3 separate regions of the Homo sapiens genome follow, and regions 2 and 3 are each linked to region 1. The links are chromatin loops, found by intact Hi-C in ENCODE. Cell type or tissue: K562. All regions are shown on one strand.

What was found. A loop is a pair of places that touch in the nucleus more often than their neighbours do. Peaks named below come from ENCODE experiments on the same cell type or tissue, not always from the same donor. Only the 100,000 strongest peaks of a DNase experiment are listed, where the experiment ranks them.
Region 2: a loop joins it to region 1, with 11 times the contacts of the local background. A loop is called at or near these places in 27 of 110 quality-filtered maps.
Region 3: it touches region 1 in a loop (10-fold over the local background); 5 of 110 quality-filtered maps call a loop at or near these places.

Annotation. Positions count from the first base shown.
Region 1 is chr10:71,892,885-71,900,884 of GRCh38, reverse strand. No RefSeq gene overlaps it. Among named protein-coding and RNA genes, the nearest start is that of LINC03139, 19 kb to the right of the region's middle. In K562, a CTCF peak has its summit at 4,283 (motif pointing right); DNase peaks (open chromatin) are centred at 4,284 and 6,774.
Region 2 is chr10:72,323,937-72,331,936 of GRCh38, reverse strand. No RefSeq gene overlaps it. Among named protein-coding and RNA genes, the nearest start is that of DNAJB12, 27 kb to the left of the region's middle. RefSeq lists enhancers at 3,160-3,359, 6,171-7,132. In K562, CTCF peaks have their summits at 3,453 (motif pointing right) and 5,126; a DNase peak (open chromatin) is centred at 3,456.
Region 3 is chr10:71,776,034-71,784,033 of GRCh38, reverse strand. CDH23 (cadherin related 23) reads right to left here. Exons shown (of 70, transcript NM_022124.6): 39 at 6,133-6,354; 40 at 5,726-5,845; 41 at 4,587-4,767. Among named protein-coding and RNA genes, the nearest start is that of VSIR, 6.5 kb to the right of the region's middle. RefSeq lists a silencer at 5,873-6,028. In K562, CTCF peaks have their summits at 3,128 and 7,306; DNase peaks (open chromatin) are centred at 3,133 and 7,213; H3K27me3 peaks cover 3,785 bases.

The DNA of each region.
Region 1 (8,000 bases):
TTTGCAAGAGCGCCTATGTCCCCCAGGCTACCATGCTGGGTCACTCTGTGCACACTACAGTAGCGTGACCACCTGTTCATGTCTGTGTCCAGATTCTCCACTAGACTGGAAAGCCTGGAAACAGAGCGAGAGTCCTGCTCCAGGCTACCTGCACAGTGTCCTGAACAGGCCTGGGCAACGACAGGCTCCCAAGAAGTGTTTGTTGAATGAATGCGTGATTCATACCCATTATCTGTCTCTGAGTGGTGACATGACTTGTTCAAGGTCACTCAAAATCACTCAGCCAGTTGGGGGGCAGGGCACATGACCTATTGAGACATCAGCTGGGGCAGCCAAGGGCATGCTGGCATCACCCCTCCCCTAACCCCAGGCTGCACAGCTCATGGCTCCAAAAGAGACCCCTTCCCTCCTCTTGAGGAGAGGAGAGGGGAAGAGTGGGGAGGACTTTTGTCTTGCATCTTGACTACCAGCTCAGCCACAGCAGGATAGGGCACTAGTCAGAGACCCCACTTCCAGGCCCTAGCTCCCAGATGACATTTCTATACACACCCTTGGCAGGAAGAGAACCTGTTGCCTTGAAGGGAAGGAGCCAGTCCTGGCAGCATTCACCCCCTGCTGACTGAAGAGCCCTTGGGCCCTGAATAACCAGCAGCGATGCCCAGGAGCTATGTCAAGGGCCTCAGTGAGCCTCTGAGACTTGCTGGCTTCAGGTGAGACTCAGCACATTCCCAGCTGTGGTGGCTGTGGGGTGAGGCTCCTTCCACTTGAGCAAAGCAGAGTGAAAAGTAAAGGGGACTTTGTCTTACACTTTAGGAACCAGCACAGCCACAGAGGGGTAGAGTGCCAAGTGGACTCTTGGGGTCCCCAATTCCAGGACTTGACTCTTGGGTGGCATTTCTGGGCCTACCCTGGGCCAGAGAGGAGCCCACTGCCCTGAAGGGTGAGTCCCAGCCATGCAGCATTCACCACAAGCTGACTGAAGAGCTTTTGGGCCTTAAGGGAACTCTGGCAGAACTCCCTGTGGGCCTGTGGTGGTGGTGGCCACGGGGTGAGGCTCCTCTGCCTTTAGAAAGGGGAGGGAACAGCGGGTAGGGCTGTGTCTTGTGATTTGAGTGCCAGCTCAGCCACAGTACAATAGAACACCAGGTAGACTTGTAAGATTTTGGACTCTAGTCCCTGGCTTGCAGACAGCATCTTTGGACCTGCCTAGGGCCTGGGAGACCTCACTGCCCTGGAAGGAAGGACACAGGCCTGGCTGGCTTTGCCACCAGCTGATTGCAGAGCCCCAGGCCCTTGAACTGTCATAGGCAGTGGCCAGGGAGTGGTTACAGCAGGCCTTGGGCAAGACCCATTGCTGTCTTGGCTTTGGGTCTGCAGCACTGTCACAGTGCTGGTGGCCACAGGGGTGCTTGTGTCACTCTACCCCCAGCTTCAGGTGGCTCAGAACAGAGAGAGAGACTCCATTTATTTGAGAGAAAGTTAGGGAAGAGAACAAGAGTCTCTGCCTGGTAATCCAGAGAATTCGCCCAGATCTTGTCTGAGACCATCAAGGCAGTACCTCTATGAGTCTGCAAGAACCACAGTGTTACTGGGTGTGGGTGCCCCCTAAAGCAGATACAGCTTAGATCACAACACCCAAGTCCTTTCAATATCTGGAAAGTCTTCCTAAGAAGGACGGGTACAGCTGGGCGCGGTGGCTCACGCCTCTAATCCCAGCACTTTGGGAGGCTGGGGAGAGTGGATCACGAGTCCAGGAGTTCAAGACCAGCCTGGCCAAGATGGTGAAACCCCATCTCTACTAAAAATACAAAAATTAGCCAGGCGTGGTGGCAGGCGCCTGTAATCCTAGCTACTTGGGAGGCTAAGGCAGAGAATTGCTTGAACCCGGAAGGCAGAGGTTGCAGTGAGCCGAGATCGCACCACTGCACTCCAGCCTGGGTGACAAAGTGAGACTTGATCTCAAAAAAAAAAAAAAAAAAAAAAAAGACAACTAAGGCTAGACAATGAAGACTGCAATAAATACTGAACTCTTCAATGCCCAGACACCGAAGAACATCTGCTAGCAGCATGACCCAGGAAAACATGACCTCCCCAAATGAACCAAATTAGACACCAGGGACCAATCCTGGAGAAACAGAGCTCTGACCTTTCAGACAGAATTCTGTTTGAGGAAACTCAAAGAAATTCAAAATAACACAGAGAAGGAATTCAGAATTCTATCAGATACATTTAACAAAGGGATTGAAATAATTAAAAAACATCCAGAGCAGAATTTCTGGAGCTGAAAAATGCAATTGGCATACTGAAGAATGCATCAGAGTCCTTTAATAGCAGAATTGGGCTGGGCGCAGTGGCTCATGCCTGTAATCCCAGCACCTTGGGAGGCCGAGATGGGTGAATCACCTGAGGTCAGGAGTTGGAGACCAGCCTGGCCAACATGGTGAAACTCCGTCTCTACTAAAATTGCAAAAATTAGTTGGGCATGGTGGTGGGCACCTGTAATCCCAGCTGCTCGGGAGGCTGAGGCAAGAGAATCGCTTGAACCTGGGAGGTGGAGGTTGCAGTGAGCTGAGATCTGGCCACTGCATTCCAGCCTGGGCAAGAGAGTGAGACTAAACAACAAAAAGTTAAAAAGTTGCCAAGACAGTATTAAATTGAAACAAAAATCAAGAAGCTTTTAAAAACAAAGTTAAAAAGCAGGAGATGCTGGGCACCATGGCTCATGGCTGGAATGACAATACATTAGGGGGCCGAAATGAGAGGATCACTTGAGCTTGGGAGCTTGAGACCAGACTGGGCAACATGGTGAGATCCCCATCTCTACAAAAAAAAAAAAAAAAACCCCAAAAAACAAAAAAAACAAAAAAAACTTAGTCGGATGTGGTGGCACATGTTTGTAGTCTGTGGTGGAAGGTGAGCCATGATTGTGCCACTGCATGCACACCAGCCTGGGTAACAGACTGAGACTCTGTTTCAAAAAAAAAAAAAAAAAAATGCGAGGGGACTAAGTTAAGAGGTAGTTTTGTTTGTTTGTTTTGTTTTGAGACAGAGTCTTGCTCTGTCAGCCAGGCTGGAGAGCAGTGGCACAATCTCGGCTCACTACAATCTCGGCTCACTGCAACCTCTGTCTCCCAGGCTCAAGCTATTGTCCTCCCTCAGCCTCCTGAGTAGCTGGGATTACAGACACGTGCCACCATGCCCAGCTAAGTTTTGTATTTTTAGTATAGATGGGGATTCACCATGTTGTCCATGCTGGCCTCGAACTCCTGACCTCAAGTGATCTGCCTGCCTTGGCCTCTCAAAGTGCTGGGATTACAGGCATGAACCACCATGCCCAGCCAGGAATCACATTTCAACATGAGATTTGGAGGACAAACGTCCAAACCGTATCAACCTTTATGCTTCTTTTTGGCTTCCAGGAAAAACAAGACCCCTCTCTCAGGTGCCCTTAAAGAACCCCATCCTTTTTCACAGCATCTAACCAAACTTTGGTTTTTTGAGACTAAATTTTTTTTGTTCCCTCACCAAATTATAAGTCCCATGTGGGCAGGACCTGGGCCCCTTTTGCTTCTCACTGTGTCCTCAGTGACTAGGACAGTGCCTGGCACTTTGCAGGTGCTCAAACATCTTTTCTTGGTTACATGAAAGAGTGAATGGCTTTTTTGAGCACCTACTAGAGATTAAAAGTTTTATAGATGTCAAGTTTTCCTAAAGCCAAGCACAGTGGTGGCCCGGTTTGGCACTCAATAACTTACTGAGTCCTTGCCACCCAGGTCTGCGTTCTGTCTCTCTGGGTTTAGGGGTCTGGGATGTGGCCTTCCCTAGGGCTGCTATGAGTTGCTGTGGAGGCAGAGAAGACAAGGCTTAGCCTGCTAGCTGGAGCACTTCAGGCATCATTACTGTGGGCAGCTCTGTGAGGTCACTCCTGCCCCAATCCCTGGGCACCCGGCTGAGTGTGAGGCTTTGAGGACCAACCTAGAGATTAGGAACAGGGTTTTAGGCCAGGCATGGTGGCTCATGCCCATAATTCCAGCACTTTGAGAGACCAAGGTGAGAGGGTCACTTGACCCGAGGAGTCGGGGATCAGCCTGGGCAACATAGTGAGTCCCCTTAGCTACACTTAAATTTAAAAAAATAGAAAAGAAGGAACAGAAAATAGAAAAGAAGCAAATAGAAATAGAAAAGAAAAAGAAAAGCAAGTATAATAGAAATAGAAAAGAAGCAAATACTGTATTCTTCTGCCGTCTCATGGTCAGTCCTAGAATAGCAAGGGAAGCTTCCCCACCTCTCTGGTACTATACTGGGAGTGACCGCCAGAGGGCAGTGTTCTCCACATTGTTGCACCCAATAGGTGTCCCACCACACAAACCCAGCTCTTTAAAAAGTAGATTTTTTTCTTATCCAAAGTCGATTCATACAAAAAGAAAAAGAAATAAAAAATAAATTATTTTAATGGCTTCATTGCTACATGTTTGTTTTTTTGAAAAGGAGTCTTGCTCTGTCGCCCAGGCTGGAGTGCAGGGGGGTGATCTCCCCTCACTGCAACCTCCGCCCCCTGGTTTCAAGCGATTCTCCTGCCTCAGCCTCCGAGTAGCTGGGTTTACAGGCATGAGCCACCACGCCCGGCTAATTTTTGTATTTTTAGTAGAGACAGAGTTTCACCATGTTGGCCAGGCTGTTCTTGAACTCCTGACCTCAAGTGATCTGCCCACCTTGGCCTCCCAAAGTGCTGGGATTACAGGCGCGAGACACCGAGCCCAGCCCTCATCTCTATTTTAAATTATAAAAAAATTTTTAAAAGAATTATTGAGGACCCAGATATTTATTAATTTATCAAAAAGTAATAATGAACTCATTACATGTAAACATAAACATATTTTTACGAAAAATACCTTCATTTCCAAAACAAAGAGAAATTTAGTGAGAAAAACAGCATTGTTTTACACTTTTGCAAATCTCTCAAGCAACTGTCTTAATTAAAGACTGTTGGAGCCTCATGTCTACTTCTGCATTCAGTCTGTTGCAATATGTTGGGGCTTTTAAAATTTTTATTTATTTTTTTATTTTGAAACAAAGTTTTGCCCTTGTCGCCCAGCCTGGAGTGTAATGTTGTGATCTTGGCTCACTGCATCCTCCACCTCCCAGGTTCAGGTGATTCTCCTGCCTCAGCCTCCCGAGTAGCTGGGATTACAGGAGTGCGCCACCACATCCAGCTAATTTTTTTGTATTTTTAGTAGAGATGGGGTTTCACCATGTTGGCCAGTCTGGTCTTGAACGCCTGACCTCAGGTGACCCGCCCACCTCAGCCTCCCAAACTGCTGGGATTATAAGCATGAACCACTGCGTCCCGCAATATATTGTTTTGATTGAAGAAAATCCAGCCTCCCGCAAACACGGAGTTGGAAAAAAAGACGAGTATTTTGATAGCTTTTTCAGATAATTGTGAATATTCTTCTTTAATGCTACGCCAAAACTTAACAAGCAATTGTTTCTTTAAGGTTGATTATAATGTAGAATCTGAACCCATATCAATGAACATTTCATGCTTTATTATATTAAAATGCACGGGCCTATCTTGTACTTTTGTTTGTTTGTTTGTTTTGGAGAAGGACTCTCACTCTGTTGCCCAGGCTGGAGTGCAGTGGTACCATCTTGGCTTACTGCAACCTCCACCTCCTGGGTTCAAGTGAGTCTCCCACCTCAGACTCCTGAGTAGCTGGGATTTCAGACACATGCCACCATGCTTGGCTAATTTTTCTGTTTTTAGTAGAGCTAGGATTTCACCATGTTGGCCAGGCTGGTCTCGAACTCCTGACCTCAAGTGATCTGCCTGCCTCAGCCTCCCAAGGTGCTAGGATTGCAGGCATGAGCCACTGTGCCTGGCCTATCTTGTACCGTGAATGGCTGTTTTACCTACATGTGATGTGCAGCATCATGTGGCCTCTTTGAAATTTTGTACCCATTAAATCACATACATCTCCCAAAAGATGACATGTCACTGAACAGTGTCAAAAAATAGCATTTGTTAGCACTGCCATCCATCGCATCAGAAAAATCTTTAAATATTGAGAAGTTGTCAAGCTTGTGGTGGTGTACACAAATTTTCCAAAATTCTAATTTTCCCTTGAAAGCTCCAAGTTCCAACTTTATCATTGGCAACAAATGCTTCAGTTTCTTGAAGGGACAGGCTCACTTTGCTCATTTATGAGAAAATGTCTGTCTGCCAAATGCCCAGATCTGAATACCCATCATGTGTCTGTTCGTCGTTCTTTCCCGTATAAACAGTGTTCTCGGCTGGGCGCAGTGGCTCACGCCTGTAATCCCAGCACTTTGGGAGACAGAGGCAAGCAGATCACGAGGTCAGGAGTTCGAGACCAGCCTGACCAACATGGTGACACCCCCCATCTTTACTAAAAATACAAAAATTACCCAGCCTGGTGGTGTGTGCCTGTGATCCCAGCTACTCAGGAGGCTGAGGCAGGAGAATTGCTTGAACCCAGGAAGCGGAGGTTGCAGTGAGCCAAGATCGAGCCATTGCACTCCAGCCTGGGTGACAGAGCAAGACTCCATCTCAAAAATAAATAAATAAATAAATTAATTAATTAATTTAAAAAATAAGATAAACTGTGTTCCCTGGACCAGAGGCTCGCGTGGCTCCACCTCTGACAAGTTGTTTCTGCGAGCCAGTCCCCTGCTCTGGAGCAGGCGCTCTGTGTGCATCCCTGCTTCATCACACAGGAGATCAAAAGGGTATGTACTTAAGTGACACAGGCATATTTTGTCCCCACAAGTGCTTATCTAGGGGAGTGCACAGAGACCTGCCTAGTCTGTGGCCACTGCCTTGCTTCCTGAAGTTCCAGCAGTTTCACCCATAGTGGCTTTTTTTTTTTTTTTTTTTTTTGAGGCTGGAGTGCAACGGCACGATCACGGCTCACTGCAGCCTCTACCACCCGAGCACAAGTAATTCTCCCACCTAAGCCTCCCATGTAGCTGGGACTATAGATGCGTGCCACCATGCCCAGATAATTTTATTATTATTATTATTATTATTATTATTATTACTTGTAGAGACGGGGTCTTGCCATGTTGCCTAGGCTGGTCTGGGCAAACTCTGCGGCTCAAGCTATCTGCCCGCCTCACCCTCCCAAAGTGCTGGGATTACAGGTGCGAGCCGCTGCACCCTGCCCACAGTGGCTTTTATGTCACCAATGCCATCACAGTGAAAAGGCAATACTGTCTTAGGATTGTGAGGGAAGGGTCTTAGGACTCCGGGACTCAGTGGGCAGCTGCTCACATTGCATGGGAAGCATCACAGATACCCAGCCACCAACGCCGATGGTGGAGGATGCTGTTTTGGTGACCTGAACCTGGGAGAGAAGCCGCTATCAGTGCTGTGATTCTCTGAAATGGTTAAACTCTTGGCGAAGTTCCCTACAAAACAAAGTCCAATCTTCCATTCATTTGTGTTCTCAGAGTATGTTTTAAAATATGCAAAAAGGCTGGGTGCAGTGGCTCACACCTGTAATCTCAGCACTTTGGGAGGTCGAGCCAGGTGGATAACCTGAGGTCAGGAATTCAAGACCAGACTGGGCAACATGGTGAAACCCCGCCTGTACTGAATATACAAAAATTAGCTGGGCATGGTGGTGCACGCCTGTAGTTCCAGCTACTCGGGAGGCTGAGGCACGAGAATCACTTGAACCCTGGAAGAGAAGGTTGCAGCGAGCCGAGATTGTGCCACTGCACTCCAGCCTGGCAACAAAGTGGGACTCTGTCTCAAAAATAAAAAATAGGCTGGGTGCCTGTAATCTCAGCACTTTGGGAGGCCGAGGTGGGTGGATCACCTGAGGTCAGGAGTTCAAGACCAGCCTGACCAACATGGTGAAACCCCATCTCTACTGGAAATACAAAATTAGTCAGGCGTGGTGGCGCATGCCTGTAATCCCAGCTACTTGGAAGGCTGAGGCAGGAGAATCGCTTGAACCCGGGAGGCGGAGTTT
Region 2 (8,000 bases), 430 kb before region 1:
ACCCACTGTCAGGTGGCAGAACGCGCCACTGCATCCCAGCTCCCTGGCTCCACTAGCTTATAGCCTTGTCCCTTGCTGCTCCCAGGTCCAGAGAAAAAAAAACTGCTCCAGGGACAAGGAGCACACACCCGACCTGCCTGTAACCTCATCCCCACCCCACATTGCCCAGACAAAGTCACCTGGCGTCTGGAGCAGGCACACAGCCATGCCAAGAATCAGGTAAATAGACTGTTGACATGGTTCAGAAGCAACCCAGCGTCCCTACCAGACATCACGCCATGTGACATGAGCAAGTCAGCTCATTTCCCAGAGCAGGAAACAGGCTTGGGGGAGGAAAGTGGCGCCCAGGGTCTTGAAGAAACTGTGCCTGTCTCTGGGGTCCTTGTAGCAGAGTGGTCATTCTACAAACAGTTGCTGAGCCCAAATTTGCTGCACTCAGGGAAATCAAACCCACTGGTGTCAGGTAGAGTGGGCAGAAGACCCGAGTCCAGGAGGGTGGAAAAGGATGAAAAGGCCACACTGAGGATGGTGGCACTTCATCTGATGGGCTTGGCCTAGGGAGCAGCTGCCCATTCCAGTAGGTGTCTCCTGGCAGTGACACGGGCATCCATCTGGCTGCACCAGGAAACGTCATCCCCAGGAGGCAGCCTCGCAGCCCCCACGGGGGCTGAGGCTGGATCTTTGCCATTTACTGACTGGGTGACCTTGGGTGTCCCTGAAGGAGTTCAGGAAATGCCACCCCAAAATCTGCCATTTTGGTGTGCTGATTACTTCAAACTGGGGGCACTTGAGCAACAGCAAGTGCAGGAAGGGCTTTCTCTGAAGTTGCCTCATCTGCCTAAGTTGTCCTGAACTCCCTCCTGGAAATCTTACCTACCAAGGAGGATTGACTCATTGACAACAACTGCCTATTATTCTTGGGGCTGCTCAGACAACTGTTAAGACCTGAGAGACTGACTTTTTTTTTTTTTTTGAGATGGAATCTCGCTCTGTCACCCAGGCTGGAGTGCAGTGGCGCAATCTCGGCTCACTGCAAGCTCCGCTTCCCGGGTTCACGCCATTCTCCTGCCTCAGCCTCCCGAGTAGCTGGGACTACAGGTGCCTGCCACCACGCCCGGCTAATTTTTTTGTATTTTTAGTAGAGACAGGGTTTCACTGTGTTAGCCAGGATGGTCTCGATCTCCTGACCTCGTGATCCGCCCACCTCAGCCTCCCAAAGTGCTGAGATTACAGGCATGAGCCACCATGCCTGGCCGAGACTGACTTTTTATCTGCATAACGAGACAACTTTTGCTCACCATGCAGTTCCTCCCCTCACCCTCCCAAACTTGCATTGCCATCACCCACCAGAAGCTCCCAGCCCGTTTTTTTTTTTTTTTTTTTTTTGGTTTTTTTTTTAAGGTACAAAGGTTATCCTGGACCCCAGTTCCTTTTCTGTAGCTCAAGATGTGATCTTTCTTGAAATTGCATATTTTGTGGGGCTCCCATGCCTATGTACGTAATTAAATATGATTTTTCTCCTGTTAACCACTTTATCTGTCCATGTAATTCCTAGCACAGTCAAAGACCCTAGAAGGGTGGAGGGAGCCAGTTTTTGCTTTCCTGTGTCATTTGACTGCCCTTTGCCTCAGTGTCTTCATCTGCAAAATGGGAGTGATACAAACACCTACCTCATAGGATGGTTGTGAGGAGTAAACAAGTTACCACATATAAAGCACTTAGAACAGTGCCTGGTACATGGCGAGTGCCATTTGGGTGTTTCTTGTTTGTCCTTAGTGGACAAAGATTAGCTGAGCAATGACTGGGTGTCAAGTCCCATTCCAAGCAGTGAAAGCTCCAAGGTGACTGAGACGAGGACTGCCCTTGAGTAGAAACCCTGGGAGCGGAGCAGTTGTGAAGGCTCTAGCCAGGGACTCTTGATAGAGGAACTGGCGTTTGTGAAGGAGGTGGGTACAGGCAGTACTGGGGTGGGGGTGGAGTGGGTGCTCCAGCATGAGCAGAGGCCCGGAGGCCGGAGAGTGCAGAAGTGAGCGCATTTGGGAGCAATGCCCAGGCCAGGCCCCCAGTCTGTACCTGTCATCATGCCAGGCCCACCCAGTGGCCTTGGGCAGAGAACTTTCCCAGGCATGAATGAGAGACACTGAGCTTCTCCACTCCTGGCTGCACCCTGTCCACTCAGCAATTCACTCAGCAAGCATTTCTGAACCTTTCTTGGTGGCCTGCCTGCCCTTAGGGAGGCTGCAACTAACTCTATAAGCTGAGAGAAGGCCATGTGGTGGAGGGGGTAACAGGGCAGACAGGACTGTCACTCCCGCCCCAGACCCTTGTAAGGAGATATTTCCCTAGGGACAGGGCCTGGACCTCCTGTCACTCTCACAGCCACTTGGGCATGAAATAAAGGTCCAGGGCTCAGGCAGGAAGAGGGGCAGGCGGGCAGGCGCTCTCTAGGACCCCACGGCTAGTCTGCCCAGAGCCCGGGAGTTGGGGCTTTGCTTGGGGAGGGGAGGGCCTGCCACATTTTGTCCACCTTCCCCACCCTCCTACCAATTTGGTCTAAACAAAGTCCCTAGGGAGGGAGGGCAGGGCTGCTCCCTGGCTGGATTTTTCCTTGAGGAGGCAGGGTGCAGCTCCCCACTGGAGCCCGTGCTAGTCAGAGCAGGGATCAGGCTAGGGCCTGCAGGGACCCCAGCTGGCAGTCCCACTACCTCGACTGGATTATTCTCATTTTCCTGATGGACTCAGATGAGGAGGCCTGAGAGACAGGTGCCTGGCAGCACAGGAGGATGCAGCGGGCTCCTTCAGATGGAGAAAGTGGGGCCAGAATGGAGCTGGCCAGGCCCGGCCTCATTCCCCCACACTGACAGCCCAAAACCTCCCCTGCACTCCTCCTGGCCCCACATACTGTGCAGGGCCCTCCCACCCTGACTGCAGCCTGCGGAGCCCCTCCCTCCACCGTGGAGCCCTGCTACCCGGGTTCCCTTCTGCCTGAGGTTCCTCTCACCCCTCAGGGCCCAACCTCCTGCCACCTCCTCAGGGAGGTCTGGCCTGGCCCTTTTGGGCCTCTCACATCCTGTTCTGGAGGTATTTGTGTAGTTCTTAGGCAAAGGCTTCCCTGGAGAAGAGGTTCAGGGCTGCAGCCCCAGGGCCTGGGCACCACAACCTGGGGTCTCCATGGGAGGCTGAGTGAAGGAAGGGCCCATCAGCACTGAGGCACTGTCCCCACCTGCAGCATTCCCAGCCTCGCCTACTCCTCTGCCCAGGGTCACCCTAGGGAGCTGCTTTGCAGCCATAAACCCACACCCTGGCTGGGGGACACTTCTCCCAGATCTTAGAGGGCTTAGACCCAGGGCCATCAGCCACGGTGTGCATCCAGCTGGACGGTGGCTGGAGGCAGCAGTCGCTCATGGGACGGGCACTGGGCGGGGGCTTTTTCCTTTTCCTGCCTCCGGGGGGAAGCAGAGTCCTGCTGATCCTGCTGAAAAGGCCCCAGGTCTCCTCTCCCTGCGTAAGGACAAATGTAGCAGGGGCCAAAATGAGAATCACAAACATTGGTCATTGAGAGGAGTGCGGACTCCTGTCCGAAGAGGTCACCACCCCAAGGGGTAGAGGAGGAGGCTCTCTCCAGCACTCAGGCCAGCCACTCCTGGAGTCAGACCCAATTCTGTCCCCGGCCGCCCCAGTGCTGCCCTGGCCACAAGCCCTGGAATCACCTCTGGCAGGCTCTGCCATCTGCTGGCTGCCAGCCCATGGCCTGCGTGCAGAAGGTGGCATCGTGGGCCCTAATTTTGCTTCCAGCCACAAGTCAAACAAGCCAGCTACCACCACTGCAGGGGCCACATGGGCAGCAAGTGTGTCCATGGTGTTCAGGCTGTGAGTGACAGGCCTTGGGAGGCCACCGCAGGTGCTCAGAGCTGCTTCTCTGTGGATGTCTTTAGTCCTCAGTCTCTCTCTGGTCCCACCTTGGCATGGAAGCACTGAGCCCAAAGATCGGAGTTCCAGCCTCCGCCATGGACACGCTAGGCCAGGAGGCACTTTTCATCTGTATCATTTACTTATAAAATCTTATTATCGGCTGGGTGAGGTGGCTCACGCCTGTAATCCCAGCATTTTTCGAGGCCGAGGCGGGTGGACCAAGAGGTCAAGAGATCGAGATCATCCTGGCCAACATGGTGAAACCCCGTCTCTACTAAAAATACAAAAATTAGCTGGGTGTTGGTGGCACATGCTGGTAGTCCCAGCTACTCAGGAGGTTGAGGCAGGAGAATGGCTTGAACCCAGGAGGCGGAGGTTGCAGTGAGCCGAGATTGTGCCACTGTACTCCAGCCTGGCAACGGAGTGAGACTCCGTCTCAAAAAAAAAAAAATCTTATTATAGGCTAGGCGTGGTGACTCACGCCTATAATCCCAGCACTTTGGGAGGCTGAAGCAGGTGGATCACTTGCGGTCAAGAGTTCAAGACCACCCTGACCAACACAGCGAAACCTGTCTCTACTAAAAATACAAAATTACCAGGTGTGGTGGCGCACGCCTGTAATCCCAGCTACTCAGGAGGCTGATGCAAGAGAATCACTTGAACCCAGGAGGCGGAGGTTGCAGTGAGCCCACGCCCTTGCACTCCAGCCTGGGCAACAAGATCGAGACTCTGTCTCAAAAAAAAAATCTTATTATAATTATCATCCCACAGACCTCACTAGTTCAGTCACTAAGGATGTCAGCCTCTGTCAGCCACTGAGTTTATAGGTGTCAGCCCTGCTAGCCTTGTGTCCGGAATTGGTGGGTTCTTGGTCTCACCGACTTCAAGAATGAAGCCACGGACCCTCGCGGTGAGTGTTACAGCTCTTAAGGTAGCGCGTCTGGAGTTTGTTCCTTCTGATGTTTGGATGTGTCGCGAGTTTCTTCCTTTTGGTGTGTTCGTGGTCTCGCTGGCTCAGGAGTGAAGCTGCAGACCTTTGCGGTGAGTGTTACAGCTCTTAAAGCGGCACATCTGGAGTTGTTCGTCGCTGGCTTCAGGAGTAGAAGCTGCAGACCTTTACAGTGAGTGTTGCAGCTCATAAAAGCAGCGTGGACCCAAAGAGTGAGCAGTAGCAAGATATATTGCAAAGAGCGAAAGAACAAAGCGTCCACAGTGTGGAAGCAGACCCCAGCAGGTTGTCACTGCTGGCTCGGGCAGCGTGCTTTTATTCTCTTATCTGGCCCCACCCACATCCTGCTGATTGGTAGAGCCGACTGGTCTGTTTTGACAGGGCGCTGATTGGTGCATTTACAATCCCTGAGCTAGACACAAAGGTTCTCCACATCCCCACCAGATTAGTTAGATACAGAGTATGGACACAAAGGTTCTCCAAGGCCCCACCAGAGTAGCTAGATACAGAGTGTCGACTGGTGCATTCACAAACCCTGAGCTAGACACAGGGTGCTGATTGGTGTGTTCACAAACCTTGAGCTAGATACAGAGTGCCGATTGGTGTATTTACAATCCCTAAGCTAGACATAAAGGTTCTCCACGTCCCCACCAGACTCAGGAGCCCAGCTGGCTTCACTCAGTGGATCGTGCACCGGGGCTGCAGGTGGAGCTGCCTGCCAGTCCCGCGCTGTGGGCCCGCACTCCTCAGCCCTTGGGTGGTCGATGGGACTGGGCGCTGTGGAGCAGGGGGCGGCGCTCATCGGGGAGGCTCGGGCCGCACAGGAGCCCATGGAGGGGGTGGGAGGCTCAGGCATGGCGGGCTGCAGGTCCCGAGCCCTGCCCCTCAGGAAGGCAGCTAAGACCCGGTGAGAAATCGAGAGCAGCGCCGGTGGGCTGGCACTGCTGGGGGACCCAGTACACCCTCCGCAGCCGCTGGCCCGGGTGCTAAGCCCCTCATTCCCCGGGGCGGCAGGGCCGGCGGGCTGCTCCGAGTGCGGGGCCGCCAAGCCCACGCCCACCCGGAACTCTAGCTGGCCCGCAAGCGCCGCGCGCAGCCCGGGTTCCCGCTCGCGCCTCTCCCTCCACACCTCCCTGCAAGCTGAGGGAGCCGGCTCTGACCTTGGCTAGCCCAGAAAGGGGCTCCCACAGTGCAGCGGTGGGCTGCAGGGCTCCTCAAGTGCCACCAAAGTGGGAGCCCAGGCAGAGGAGGCGCCGAGAGCGAGCGAGGGCTGTGAGGACTGCCAGCACGCTGTCACCTCTCAGCTTGACCCATGTCAACTTTGTATAAACACCCCACTGGGGGGGCCGGGGCCCCTCCCGGACCCGGCCTCACCCCAGGATCCCAAGCCCAGGCCTCTGCTTTCAGGACCCTGGGCCCAACATCCGCCCACTCCCTGCCAGCCTGGCTGCGGTGGGGTGGTATTGGAGCCTGGAGGATCGAGTTTCATGTCCTGCAGCTGCCCATATTATTAGCTCTGGAGGGGCAGCCGGGGCTGTAACACAATTCAAGGAACTGTTGACTTGGCTCGAGTTTCCAGCTCAGCAGCTGGGAGGGACGCGTGGAGTGGGGAGCAGGGACCTCTGGCTCCTCCCAACCCCCAGTGCCTGTTGTGAGAGCTAGAGAAGACTGCTAGATGACCGACTGAGTCCCTCCGGGCGCCATTGATGTCAGTACGGGCACTGGGGACTCTCTCACGGCCCTTGGGCGACCCCAGCCAGCTGCCTGGCTGCTGGCCTCCTCCCATACCTGTTTGTGCAATCTCGGCCTCCTCCTCTACCCACTGCCCCTGGCCGGAAGGTGATGGGGAAATGGGTAGCCCTACTCCTCAGCCTGGAAAAGGACGCCCCAGACCCCCAGCAGAAGAAGGAAAGTCCCCCTCCTCTCCGCCTCCCTCATCGACTCCTGCCTCTTTCTGTTGCTGGTGTCTGCAGGTGCCAGCACCCCCGGAGTAAGCCAGGGAAAACCTGGGCCTGGGCCAGGGCCCCAGACTGTGGCTCCAGGAAAGGACCTGGGCTCCTGTCCAGGCACCCAGCCCTGCATCCACAGGGGTATCAGTAACCAGCCTCCTAAGACCCCTGAGCCCCTCCCTTGTCTGCCAGTGGGAGTCACACCTTCCTGCATGCTGTTGGGGACTGAACATCCTACACACACCTGGAAGTGCCCCACAGGGTTGGCCATTGCATAGAAAGTTTTGGCCCGGTCCCTTCCCTGAGAAGGGACAAGGGACCTGTGGCCCTACTGAACTCTGCATAACAGACCTCACTGTCAGCAGAAACCAGCGATTAAGAATTTGAAGATTTTGGCCGGGCTCGGTGACTCACGCCTGTAATCCCAGCACTTTGGCAGGCCGAGGCGGGTGGATCGCCTGAGGTCAGGAGTTCAAGACCAGCCTGGCCAACATGGCGAAACCCCATCTCTACTAAAAATACAAAAAAAAAAAAAAAAAAAAAAAAAATTAGCCAGGCGTGGTGGTGGGCGCCTGTAATCTCAGCTACTTGGGAGGCTGAGGCAGGAGAATTGCTTGAACCCAGGAGGCAGAGGTTGCAGTGAGCCAAGATTGTGCCACTGCACTCCAGCCTGGGCGACAGAGCAAGACTCTGTCTCAAAAAATAATAAGGAAGGAAGGAAAGAAAGAGAGAAAGAATTTGAAGATTTCAGCACGGAATGGATAGTACCAGAACATGCTGGGCTTGGGGTCTAATTACTGGGCTGCCTGGAGAAGGCAACAAGGACAACATCCTTGTCCTGAAGGCATAAATCACAGAGTGTTAGAGGCGGCAGGCTGTGAAGACGGGTTCTCAAACTGTGTCCCCAGAGCCCTGGGCCCCCAGGGGTGTGGGGTAAGAGTGGGAGGGCCCCCGGGGCTCCAGCCCACCCGTCTCAGTCACCCGCTGTTATCTCTTGTTTAGTGCAGGTGGAATTGTGACTGAAGAAGGGGTTCCATGGCCAAAATAAATATTTAAAAAACAGACCCCTAATCTACCCCCACGATCTCACCACTGAGGAAATCGAGCCCCAGAAAAGAGAAGTGACTTGCCAAGGTCGCCCAGCTCAGCGGTGTCGGAGCTGCTGCCTGGGACACAGACCATCCCCCCGC
Region 3 (8,000 bases), 120 kb after region 1:
AAGCAGCTTCCTTCCCTGGGCCACAGGCAGGCCAGAGACTGACCTGGGTAAGATGGCTATGTTGAAAAAGTGGGGGCTTCTTGCTACACTAGCACCCACTGTCTAAGCACTCTTGATCAATGAAGGCATCAGGTGCTTCGCAATGTACGATCCATCCCACATGCCATGGCTTGTAAAAAAGGATATTGGGAAGGGCAGAGCTGACCACAAAGCAATGCTTTGCTAATGGTGAATGCGCAGGCACCGGGCAGGCAGAAGGGGACGGATGAGGGGCAGGGAAGCCCCCAGTGCCCTCTATTTAGTCCCCATATTGAGCTATAGTTGGAAAGCAGAGTGGGTTCCCTACACCTGTGGTGACCCTGATTTCCTTTCCTTGATGTTTCTGAAGAGCCCCGCTGGCCCTGTGGCCCCAGAATCCTTTTCTTGGCTGGGCTGCAGGGCCCGATGTCTGACAGTCCAGAGCAAGAACCTCAGATTCTCAGATGCTGACCTGGAAGGCAGCCCAGAGACCGTCCAGTCCCTTGTGTCCTTTGGAGAATGAACTGGGAGCCCAGGGGAGGGTTACCACTTGTCTGCACTCCTGCAGCAAGTGAATGACAGACCAGGATTCAAACCCAGCACTCTGGGTCTTAACCCATTGCCTCGCACAGGACTTGTGTTCTTTCCAGACAGCACCACTCAGAGCTGACCGGGGCGGGGTGAGAACACGGAGGGTGGAGAGAAGAGACAGGGGGAAGGAAACCAGTGAGCAAGCGTGAGCCCAGCTGGAGAGGCAAGAATGGTGGGGGCTGTGGCTCTGGCAGGAAGAAAGTTGAGGGGATGTGAGCTAGGGAACTGGGAGAGCCTGCAGAAGAGAGGCCACCTCTCCGCATTCCCCCAGGAAATGGAATGGAGAGAAGGTTAGTTACCTCCTTCACTTTCCCTTTGAATACTTAGGGGGAAGGGCCCAGAATGGGGCACTGACTTGCTCTGGGACAGACAGCAGGAAGCACACAGCTCACAGGGCATGGCAAGGACAGGGGCCCAGGCGCCCCCACAGTTTTCTCTGCCTGTCTCTTCACATCCTACCTCACAATTCCCTGTCCCCAGCTCCTAACACTCTGATGTACAAAAACAGCCCCTCTCAGTCCCACCTGCAGCTGGGATTTCCCACCAGCCCTTCCGCTCCCAGGCTCTTCCCGTCCCATAGGCTTCACCCTGCCTGGGGGGTGGAAGCTGCTTAAAGCAGGATTTCCTGAGCATGACACCCCAAGGTCTCCAAAGAACTGGGGATTCCCTTTCTAGGTGTTTCCCAGCCCTGTCTCAAGCCCCGGCCATATGCAGGCAGAGGGCCTCTTGCTCTCCTTCCAAAGCCAGGAGGAGACACCAGCACCACTCCCTTGAAGGCTCAGGGAGGCAGGCCTGAGGGGCTGGGGGCTGGGCCAGCCTAGTTCCCCTGTGCAAATTCTTCTCCTTGGCAGCTTGCTCTGGGGCCAGACTTCCCCATCCCTCCACAACTCCTGGAGACAGGAGGTTAAAAGCCTAGGCTTTCGTCCAATCATATCTAGGTCTGCATCTGGACTTCATGCCTGTGTGCCCTTGGGCATGTTAAGGAGCCTTGCCTTGATGTTCTCATCTGAAAAATGGGCTAATAGAGAGATGCCACCTTGGGGTTGTGCTGATGCTGGACAAACCCTGGCCCACCTTGTGTGTGCTGATCCCGAAAGGGAGCCCAGGCAGGCCTCTGAAGGAACGGGGAGCTTTCAGGGAGGGTGAGGATGTAGGAAAGGGGTCCAAGGAATGGGTGTGACCAGAAAGGGCAGCTGAGAAGGCAGGCGCTGGCGGGAGAGGCTCAAGTGCATGTGGCCTGTCTCCCAGCTCTTCTTTGAGCACACAGCTCCTCCTAAGGGCTCAGTGGGGCTGGTAAGTGCTCAGAAATCTGGCATCTGTCTCCCTATAGAAAGCAGCCTTCCAGCCTCAGGCTGCAGTGTTGGGAAGGTGACCTTTAAGCTGGGGTCCCAGGCACGTCCCTCCATGCAGTGGTGCACTGTGAAACCAGCTCTCTCCAGACAGCGGTGCTGGCTGTAGCATCCGTCAACCCTTCAGTGACCAACATGAACCCCGAGGTGGGAGGAGATGTGGGAAATGGATGTCGTGACCCATGTCAGCAGTACCATCAGGCCTTCCTCACCTCTCTGGGCCTTCATTGATCATTTCTGAGATGCGGGTGGCGCTCAGAGACCCCAAAGTTATCTTTGGGCTCTAAATGTCTACTCTTCCTTCCTTGGGGGAGGAAGCCTCCCACCCAGGTCAGCCTTAGGAAACTCCTAGGCGTCTCTCACTCCTTTGAGAGCCTGCCTGTTAGTCTGCTGGGACTCCCCCACAAGGCCCCAAATTCTTAAGGCTCATCCCAATCACGTGTGGATTGAACCCAGGAAGTTTCGCTTGTGGCTTAAAGGCCATGGCATGGAGGTCTGCACTGTGCTGGAGCACAGGTGTGTGCTCTGTGCCTTGAGGCTGGGGTGCAGAGTGGGCCCCTCATGGGGAGGGGCTTCAGCTGCTCACCCAGCACCTGCCTCTCCACCAGGTGCCGGCATCCTCCTGTGCTCCAGGGACTCCCATAAAATTACAAAATCTCTGTGTTTGTGAAAACAGCAGAAGAGAAAGGCCCTTGCTCTGCTGGTTTCCAAAGAGGAAGGCCTAGTGCTTGGCCAGAGAGGAGACTTTGGGATCCGAAAGGGTAGCATGTCCGAACAGAGTGACCCCTCATAAGCTCTGGGCAGCAGGGGCTCTCATTCTGTCACTTGGGCCCTCCATATATAGGTTGTTGTTTTTTCCCCCAGCCTCTTAATTGCAAGCGAGGCTTGGGTTCACTGTTGAATCTTCGCACCGCTCTTTGTTTCCTGGATTTAAATACCTCTATGCTGACAACTCCCAAATACCCGTCTCCAGCCCAGACCTCTCTCCTGAACTCTTGGCTTGTATACGCAACCTCTACCTGGTATCTCGAACCGACCCTCCTTTCCCTCCACAACCTCCTGCTGCAGCCCTCCATCCGTCAATGGCAACGCCATCATCTTTTGGGTTGCTCACGCCAAAACCTTGACTTTCTCTCACATCCCACAGCCAATCAGTTAGCACATCCTACTGGCTCCACCTCTGAATTACACCAGAGGTGGCCACCTCTTTCCCTTTGGTGGTGATGCCACCACCCTCTCCCGGCTACCTCATTCTAGCCTGAGTGATTGCAGCAGGTTCCCATCCGACTTCCCTGCTCCTTTTCCTTCACCCCTACAGTCTGTTCTGATCACAGGAACCAGAGTGGTCCTGCTGAAACCTAAGTCAAATAATGTCTCTCCTCTGCTTAAAGCCCTCTTAGGGTTCCCACCTCAGAGCAAAAGCCACGCCCTCATGATGCCCCTCAAGGCCCGACAACATCTGGCCCCATTACCTCTCTGGTCTCATTTCTTCCTATGCTTCCCTTTGCTCAACTTTCCCCCAGCTGCAGGCCTTTTTGCTTCTCTGTGAACATCCCAGGCATGCTCCAACCTCAGTGCCTTTCCACTTGCTGTTTCCTCTGCCTGGAATGCTCTTCCCCAGATGTCACTTGACTCACCTTTGCCCTCCTTCAGGTTTTTGCCAACCTACAATTGCTGCCTTCACCCTGGCATTCCCCATCCTCCGGCTTGGTTTTATTTTTCTCCATAGCCCTTAGCACCTCCCAGTATACTAAGTCATCTACTTAGTCAGTTGGTTCATTGCCCGTGTCCTCCAACTGGAACGTACGTTCTACGGGGCAGGGATTTGCATCTGTTTGGTATCCCCAGCTCTTGGAACATGGCCGGCACACTGGAGGTACTCAAGAAATATTTCCTGCACGACCAATTAAAAAATCAGGATGTTTCACAAAGATTTGGATTTCTGCTTTTCTTTTCAAAATGGGCCCAGGTACTCCCAGGCTGGGATCTGGACACAGCTACTACTGGCAGGAGCTGAGTTGTGGCTGCGCAGTCCCCACTGCTCCTGATTCTTTCCTACACCATCTCCCACGAAGGCTCCTTGCCTGACCCTAGCTGGCGCCTTTGGATCTGGGATTCCCACTCTATAGTAATGAGTGAAAATGGACTTGAGAAGTTGCCCTCAAGGCCAAGGCAAACTCTGCTCTTCATCCAAGGAGAGGGCTGTGAATGGGTGACTATGAGATGTGCAGAGCAAGCCAGGCGCTCCCTTGGTGTGTGGGTTTGTGGTCCTGAGGGCGGGGGCTGTGTTCTGCACGCACTGTAAGGATGTGCTTCCCTCGTCTGCCCTGGGGCCCTTCCTCTGGGTATGCAACAGGGCATTTTTTAATCATGTTCTTAAAGGAGTCTGTGTCCCTCCAAGGCCACCAGCCCTTGTTCCCAGATTATAGGGTGTTCTCGCCACATCTCTGGGAATAAGAGGTGGGAGAAGATTATTTCCATCATTGTCATAGATGGGGAAACTGAGGCCCAGAGAGGACAAAATCACACAATGGTGAGGCCAAATGCCTTGAGACCTCCCTTCTTATCCTCCCCTGAGCGGGTGTGCAGGTGAGACCCTGTGGGTGGCATGCCCCAAGCCCCACTCACCCAGAGGGTCTCCATCCATGATGCTGTACTCCACCTGCCCGTTGGGTCCTGAGTCTCGGTCATGGGCCAGGAAGGTCCACACTCTGGGCCCCGGCTGGCCCTCAGTGACTTCAAATGGTCCCTCATAGTCCCGGGGGAAGGTAGGCACATTGTCGTTGATGTCATTCACATTCACAAGCACCTGAGATGGTGGAAAAGCTTAGCCAAGGCCTCACCCCAGCCAGCTTTGTGCTGGGCCTCAGTTCCTTCCTCTGTGAAATGGACCTGATAATTCTGCCTCATGAGGCCCATGCAGGAATCATATGGGAAGTCGGATATGGGTGGGGCTTTTAAGCTATGCATGTGGATGAGTTATCATTATTGCCAAAGCCTTTTATGGGCACAATCATCATATTAATAAAAATGCTATTGGCCAGACACAGTGGTTCACACTTGTAATCTCAGCACTTTGGGAGGCTGAGGCAGAGCCAGCCTGGGCAATATAGCAAGACCCCACCTCTACAAAAAATAAAAGAGTAATACATTAGCTGGGCATGGTGGTGCATGCCTGTAGTCCCAGCTACTTGGGAGGCTGAGGTGGGAGGATTGCTCTTGAGTCCAGGAGGTCGAGTCTGCAGTGAGCTGTGATCAAGCCACTACACTCCAGCCTGGATGATAGAGTGAAAACTTGTCTCAAAAAAATAATAATAGTACTGCCCATAAACTTCTATTTGTTGCTGCACTGTGGTTGTCTTACGTGGTTTCATTTACTCCTCTCACTCCTTAAAACATAGTTTGTATTGTCCTCCTTTCACAGATGAGGAAATGGAAGCAGGGAGGTTAAGCAACTTGCTCAGGGTCACACAGCTAGAAAGTGGAAGAGCAAGGACTTGAAACCCAGAGTTCATGGTTTTCCCATGAAGGAGAGGAGGGCAGGTATTGTCACTTGTCTGACAGATGTAGCCACACAGGGAAGTTCAGTGACCTCGTTAAAGTCACACAGCAAGTTTGAGTGAGTTGCTGAGATTAGGACAGGGGTCTTGGATTTAGGCATTTCCCTCAGACAATCTTCCCCTAACCCCTTCCCGCATCGGAGCTTTCTGGGTCCCATCCTTCGCCAACCTCCAAGCCCAAGTTGGGGCTGTGTCCCATGCACCCACCGTGGTGGTAGAGGTGAGGCGGTGGGATAAGATGGGGCACTGGTCTGTGGCAGTGACGATCAGGGTGTAGCGGCCGTGGCTGATCTCGTAGTCCAGCTCTTTGGCAGCAGTGATGACACCCTGGGGGACACAGGGAAGGGACAAGGATGGATCTAGGGGTGGTAGGTCTGCAGCACCCTCTGACCAATTTGGGAAGTAGGCCCTGACATTGGAGCTGTGATGGGGAACCACTGCCACCCCCTAGCCCAGGCTCCACTCCACCAAACTTTTCATCCTCCCACACTGAGTGCCCCCACAGTTTCCCCTAGACTGCATCTTTGCTCCATCCCCCTCCAGTGTCACTGAACTCCTTGCCAATCCCTGGATAGGTTTCGCCCCTTGTCTTGATCCTGCCATCAGCTGCTGACCATGTGTCTGTCGATGCGGAAGGTGTTGACGATGTTGCCTGCGACGATGGCATAGGTGACTGTGCCGTTGGGACCCTCATCCAGGTCCAGTGCCTGGATGGTGATGAGGCTGGTGTTGAGCGTGTCTGGGCCCTCATCCAGCAGCACCTCATAGTGGGGCTGCTGGAACATGGGCGCGTTATCATTCTCATCCACAATGGTCACGTACACGTGCGTGGTGGCCTGTGGAAAAGAGTGGGTCACGTCCTTGGTCAGGTGGCCAGAGGGACCAAGGTGGATCCAGATGGCTGTTCTCCTGGGCTGAACTCACTCCATGTGACTCAAACAGAAAGGGCAAGGAGAAGAAAGCAGGGGGTGGGTCACAGGCTGGTAGAGAGAGAAAGCTCAAAAACTCCACCAAAAGCCAAGTAAGGTAACTGCTCTGTCCAAGATGGCACTGGCACCACCACTCCTATGTCTGCGACCCCCAGCAGACATCACTAATCAATCACAGAACTGCTGAGGCCAGATGCAAACTTGGGATCCTTGTTAGCACAGTGGTCTAGTGATTAAGACTGGCATATGGGATGAACCCTGGTAGTCACCCCAGCTCAGAGCTTTACGAGGGCCTGTGTCTTATTGAGCCTATATGTCCTGCCAGACTACAAGAGGCAAGAATGTGAGGCACTCGGCCCAATGCCATATTTAACCTTCATCTATTGTTCATGTAAATGAAAGAAATACATATTTTCAGCATTTCCAGAAGGAGGACATTGGGTTTGTGGCAATTTCGTGGGCAGAACTTGTTGACCTGTGAAAAATAAGACTCACAGAACATAACTTCATTCCAAGAACAGCTTCTACAACATACTCTCCTGTGATCGGCCATCTCTGCCAATGCTTGAGTCAATTGGACCACAAGTAATATTCAGCTAATCAGAACTCGGCAATCAGCACTCAAGAATCAACTAGAAATGGTTCTTGCTCCTGCTTCCTGCCTTTCTCCACCTGGGAAGATGTCCCCTGTGGACTAACTGCCTTACCCTGGCTCCCTTGCTATCCAGCTTCCTGCTGGGTGTGGCCAATGGGAGGCCCTGGCTGAAGATGAAAGCAGTGGGGAGAAAGAGGCGGGGGTGTTTCTTCCACACTCCCTCCATTCCTCACTGCGGTTCTGCCCATGGCTGTGTTTCTCCTGCTTGGGGACAGGGGTCCCCCTTTCATAGCACCAGCTTTCACTGGGCTCCAGAACATCACTTCCTCTTCTTTCCCTTTGGACATGTGAGTGGTAGTGGCTTCCTGTGGTTGGTGCTAGTCTCTGGGTGCTTTACCAGCCTTCCTAAACAGTCCCTGTATTAAACTCTCTTCAGTTGAACCCTTTCTGAGTGTGCCATCTGTTTCCTGCCAGGACCCTAACTAATACAAATCATAATGAGTGACTAATATAAAATAATAAGGTGTTAATCACTGCAAAGGTGTCTGGGTAGAGAGAACGTGACTAGGCCATTGCCAGGCCAGAGAACAGAAAGCAGGTGGTACAGACAACTCAATGTAGGCAATTTGCATATGGTTTTTTCCTTGGGACTGGCTGGCTCTGGAGCTACCACTGGAAGAATGGACAGATGGGCAGGGGATCTGGACCCAAGAAGGCTGTCACTGCCCCTGAGGAGGCAATGATTCCTCTGATATGCAGCTCTGGATCTTGGGGGTGGAGGGCATTGGGTGTTTGCTGAAACGGTTTCCAAAGCAGATAGGGTTGGCAGCCTTGAAAAGGAGCTGCGTGGCCTTGGGCAGGTCACATCCCCTCTCTGGACCTTTTCTGTCTGTTTAATAAAGGACCTGGCTTGATTTCTAAAGTTGTTTCTAGCTCAGGGAGTTTGGGAGGTGAGTTT